Linked DNA regions of Homo sapiens: region 2 is linked to region 1. Evidence: chromatin loops called from intact Hi-C (ENCODE). Cell type or tissue: MCF 10A. All regions are shown on one strand. Each heading gives the region's core, and the rest is flanking DNA. Links, peaks and the distances in the headings are about the cores only.

Region 1 (2,931 bases), core at 229-2,728:
GGGTTTCAAAGATTTACTGTGTGAATACATTAATATGACATTGATAATGACAAGATATATTTAAGATGGGGAAGATCCTTCTGCCCATCCACCAGAGTGATACTGAATTAGGGATTCCTTTGCATATTTTTTCTTCCTATATATATAATTTTCCACACTGCTCTTTTCATTGGTATGATTCCTTATTATTAAAGATAACCTCTAAATATAGTTTAAATTTGTTGTATGATGCTCCACCATTGTAGTGTTCCACAATAATACTTTTTTCCTATTGTTCGTCATTTAAGTGGCTTTTTGAGATTTTCACTCTAAACAAGACTGTAATTACAGTTTTGTGAATATATCTTTGGCCACATATCAGATTTTTGCTTTAGGATAGATTCCTAGAAGTTGAATTACTGGGTTAAAGAGTGAGAACATTTTTAAAGCTTTTGATATGTATTACCCAATTACCTTCTGGAAAGTTGAAACAATTTGTAGTTCCTTACCAGCTCTGAGTATTATGCACCTCCCCGCTAATTTTGTCAACTGTTGCTAATTTGATAGGTTAAAATGGTATCTCATCGTTATCGTAAATTATAAAAATTATCTTTGGTTACTAATGAGACTGAACATTGAAAATTTTTCTAGTAAAATAAATCCTTGGAACCCTTACTATTAGGTTGGTGCAAAAGTAATTGCGGTTTTTGCCACTGAAAGTATTGGCAAAAACCGCAATTTACTTTTTGCACCAACCTAATAAATTGTTGTGTATCATCCTTTAAAAATAGCAATTTTAGTTTTAGTTTTTCCAGTTTTTTTGAGGTATAATTGACATAAAATAATGTCAATTTAAAGTATATGATGTGATGGCTTTAGAAGTATTTCACAAAAAAATTTTTTTGGTCCTTTAACTTATTTTAGAAACAAACAAAAATCAAATAAGCTTTGTATTTATCTTTTCTTCCACCTCCTGATGTTTATAATGCCTAAACATTGACATGTTTCTGTTGCTCCTACACTTAAACATTTAATCATATGCGAACCGATCATTTATGAAACTGACTTTAACAAAGGGTATAGGATGGAGAACCTTATTCTTACTATGAAGGAATAGATGGAGGCTGTTGCTAAGCCTTTTCCCTATCTAATATGTTCTAGTAATGGGTGAAGGACCTTAAAAAGTTGGTTATTTGAATCCTGAAGGGGTGATTCACCTCTTTTAGGCTCAGCCACGTTTTTCCAACCTTTGTATCCTCAGGCAGAAAACTGTGGTTTAAACATGGCATCCCAATGAGTCAGGAAATGACTTCACTTCTTACTGAACTGCTTTTCTCTCTAATGGGAAGCCCTGAAATAGATGTGCCTTGCATCCCTGCTGCAAGCCTTTGCTGTCATTTAGAGGAGCTATTGCTCTATCAGAATTCACACTGAAGCCTATTATTCCAGGGAGACAATTTTGTTTTAAAGAAGTGATTTGTTATTTTAGGACTTGGCAAACAAGCATATGAGGGGGAAAAAGTTCATTTGGAGAGATGGCAATAACTCTTGGAGAGGTGTGCTTCTACCTTACTTTGTTTTGTTTTACAAAAAGGGCCAGGATTTGGCACAAGCTAAAATTGTGTAAAACGAATTTATCAGGCTCAGCCAGCTTCTGCTCATTGCCCTTGAAAATAAACTGCCATGTCTTTTATACACCTACATGTGATACACCTTCTGTTGCTTAAGTGGGACACGGTTGGAAGAAATACCCAACAAAGCGGTACAAATGCCTTGTGATCATAATCAGGAATTGGTGGAAATTGACACGTGACAAAATAATTTGTATTAAGTTTTCCATAGCCATGCTATGCCTCCACCAGTGATTGCCTGTGCTGACTTATCATTTATTCAAAGTCTCATTGGAAGCAATTATAGACATTTTAGAATAGGCAGTCAAAATAACAAGTCATTCAGACCGGCAATTATGCATTATATGTAGTTGTCCTTTCTATTAGAAGATGACACTATTGATGCCACAACCTTCCCATGTAAAAAACAAATGTGGCTGAAAGACTGAAATGTGACTGTCAGATTCTTCCCCTTGGATCAGGCACGCTGCCTGTCATTTTGCTGTGAACTCAAGTGGCAGCCTGCAGGCGTCCTGGCTTTTCTTCTCCACCTCTTAGCCTCATGGTCAGGGCCTAATTAGGCATTATGAGCAGGCAAAGAACATTTTTGCAAAGTCCTTTCATGTGGGAAATGGTTTAGAGGCCTCAGTGAGGGTTATAGGCTCCTGGATGATTTTTGAGCTTTGACCCTCTGGGTGCAGTTGACTTGGCTGCATTTCCTTTAGAGTGACAAAACAGGGATGCTTTTTTGCCAAGCCTGGTGTCCTTCAGAACTTCAGATTGATCCATGTCTTAGCAGAGGCTGTGAAAACACGGGATTTATCTGTCAAATTTATATTTATGGAATGTGGCGGTCTAACTGTGCTTAATGTGTTTGGTTGATTTGCAAAATGGGCTGTCTCCTTAAAAAAGTCAAATTGTAAAAGGCTGTATCTTTCACTGAGAGGCTGAGTTAATAAGGAACAGCTGGGGCCGAGTGATGTCATGTGCCACCTGCATGAAAGGCCGCCCAGAGGCTCACACCAAAAGAGAGTGCTCCAGAGAAGTGGGTTTCAAACCTATTATTATTATTTTTTTTGTAATTTTTTTTTTTTTTTTGCAGAGGAACATTTTTCCCATTGAAATCATTTTCAAAACCCCAAAATATATCACAAAGATGCAAGCTGACTTGCTGTGTATAAAGCTACAATGAGGAGTCCAGGACTCATTCAGCTTTCCTATCATAAGCAACAGTCCTTGAAACTCTTTCTTGGAATTTTGGGGAGCAAGGATATACAACAAGAGTGTTTTCGGTAGTGGGATGTGTGTACCCCAGAGAGCTGACAAGATCATTCATTTGGGT
Region 2 (2,931 bases), core at 107-2,606, 240 kb after region 1:
CCTAGCAATTTCATTGCTAAGAATTAGTTCTATGGATATATATACACATATATGCAAAGCTTTATGTGAAAGAATGCTCTTTGCAAAATTATTTACAATACAAACATAGAAATAACCTGAATATTTCTCAATGGAGGACTGGTTAAACAAATCATGGTCCAGCCAGGGGATGGAATACCATACACCTGTTAAAAATAACAAGATGGTGCTATATGTACTGACATGAAAGATGTCTGAAATAAGTTTTTAAGGGAAAAGAACAAGTTAAAGAAAAGATATATATTATTGTTACATATGTACACATACATATATGATACACATACACATATGTGTATATATGTATATTAATATACACACGTATATTTATGGGAGGATAAGCTCTAAATTTTCAGTGCCATATTTTAGCAATATTATCTCAATAAAGTAGGAATAGAGGGGAGGAGGGGGTGGGACTTTTAATCCTTATTTAGACCCCTTACTGTTAAATTGTTGATATAACTATATTACTTTTATGATTCTAAAAAATCAAAACAAGTGAATATATTCATTTTTCAGCTTTATTGAAGTACAATTGACAAAGTGAATATATTCTAAGAGTGGAAAGTAATGAAATGATGAGAAGCATATGTCATTGACAGAGAAATACCATTTTTATTAATGATGACAAGAGCTGAAATGTCCAGAGTGCTTGCTACACCAAACACTGAACGCTTGACATACATCATCTCATTTAGTTTCTCATATCTGCTATGTACTAATTTGGCAATAAGGAACCAAGGAATTGCAAGCTAAATAAGTGGCAGAACCTGAGCCCTGGTTAAAGTCTATTCTGTTAAATATGCTTTCATTTCTACAGCATTCTCTATGGTCCCAACTGTTTAGACAACTGAGGCTCCTGGACCATGATAACTATAATCATGCAATGGGGCTGGGAAAGTAGAAGGAAGGGGTATTCTACCTTCAGTATTGTTTTGGAGCAGAAAGGAAGGTTTAATTCTATAGTGTTTTCCATTTGAAACTGTCAATTTTTAAATAAGGGGTTTTCATGCCAGAACATTGATATTTTCAGCAATTTGTAGTGATTTCTCAGCATTCATAGGATTGATCGCTTTGCTACATATAGATCCTCATGATAGACCAAGAAGGAAGAAGGCAGCTTGGGTAGTTTGGATAACACTGAGGTGGAGAGTGAGCTACAAACTAATCATGAATAGGTGTGTATTCACCCCTATCTAAGCACCATAGCATGACCGTTCGAGTTTCCCATAGATAGACAAGTTAAAGTGGGAAGGCAGTTCTTTTGCTGTATTCTCGATGTTACATTGTGACTGTATTCTTGGATATTACATTGCAAAGATAGCATCCTCGGCTTCCAAGCACTTTTCATTGCAGAGTGCCCTCTGCTGAAGAAGCAGGGAGGTTCACGAAGAATTTTGCAAGTGAATAGCACTGTACATCTCTCCTTGTTTCTATGTTCTGTTATTTCCATCTGTATTAAAGAGCACTTAAACTCATTACCTTTTAATAGCACAAACCTTTATCTGGCATTAAAGTATGCCACACATGATACTTGCCCCAAACACAAAACAAAACAAACAAAACCGAACATAACAACTATGAAATCGCCTTGCCTCTTGTATACATTTATACTGATGCTTGTCAAGAATTACAAGCCCATTGAAATCCCTACTTTCTACAGTGATCTGCAAGGTGAACAGATGCTTGTAGTTTCTTTCTTACATGCTTTTCTGAATTATTTGCAAACCCTTGATTGTCCTTGTTTCTCATTCTGGCTCCGAAACCTACTTTACAAGCATTTATAAATAAACCTACTTTACACGTTTGCAAAATCCTTTAAAGAGGGAATGGTATGTTGTGGTTTAGTTTCTTCTGTTTCCAGTTTCTTGTACAAAACTACTGCAAATTTTTCCTTTAGTCTTTTGCGTAACCTTTGTGAATTCTGAATGTAGATGGTGACTCTAACTTTTCTTGAAACCAAGACATATTTTAATCAAAATTTATCAAAATGCTTATAAGCTTTATTATTATTAGAAAGTAAACAGAAATAGGGACACTTTCTTTAGCTCTTGAAACTAGCTTAATGAGATAAAATGGAAACATCCAAACTAGATTTTTATTAACATGATTGCATTTCTTTTGGTGAACAACTTTTATAAAACTGGTTAATGCTACATAGCAAAACAAAAACGCAAACAAAACACACACACATATAATATTTTAATTGATTTAAGAATAAAGAACTGTAAGACCATGAATTATACATTTACATATATTTTTTACTTTATATTTTCATTAGTATAGCATCTCATAAAATTAAAACACTGTCAAACACTATCTCTTTAAATCTCACAGCATGCTGTATATTCCAAGTAAAAATTGGAACCGCTTATCTCTTTTGGCCTGTTTGATGATAGAGAATTTTAATTTTAGAATGTCCTGGAGCATTTGGGAAGTGGGATTGCATAGCTATATGTATAATTATTCTTTGAGTTTCTTTTTCTGGGATGTTGGTTAATTTCATTAACTACTCAATATCTGTTACTTTGCCAGTAAATTAAAGACTAAAAAGGGAGTGAAATATCATTATGGCTATTTTGCTTCTTTGTATGGCCCCTTTTGAGTTTATTGAACATTTATAGCTATTAAAATATGGGCAAAATGCTTTATGTTAATTTTTTTGCTTCCTTTCATTTTTGTTTTTTGTTTTTAGTTACATTTGTATCTTAATGCTAATGTTGGAAATATGCTGCTTGGTATGATTTTGAAACAATTTATTTACTTTTGAAAACATTTTTGTGTTTTCTCTCCTCACTTCATGAATATATTTCCTCTAGTTTACAAATTTACCAAAAGACTATTGTTTGGGGGGAAATGTCAAAATACCTTCAAATATCTTCCATTATACTGTTT

What was found. Peaks named below come from ENCODE experiments on the same cell type or tissue, not always from the same donor. Only the 100,000 strongest peaks of a DNase experiment are listed, where the experiment ranks them.
Region 2: it touches region 1 in a loop (28-fold over the local background); 2 of 110 quality-filtered maps call a loop at or near these places.

The regions. Positions count from the first base shown.
Region 1 is chrX:25,205,717-25,208,647 of GRCh38, forward strand. No RefSeq gene overlaps it. Among named protein-coding and RNA genes, the nearest start is that of ARX, 190 kb to the left of the region's middle. In MCF 10A, for the core only: no CTCF peak of the experiment used is centred there; a DNase peak (open chromatin) is centred at 1,265.
Region 2 is chrX:25,441,300-25,444,230 of GRCh38, forward strand. No RefSeq gene overlaps it. Among named protein-coding and RNA genes, the nearest start is that of ARX, 430 kb to the left of the region's middle. In MCF 10A, for the core only: no CTCF peak of the experiment used is centred there; no DNase peak of the experiment used is centred there.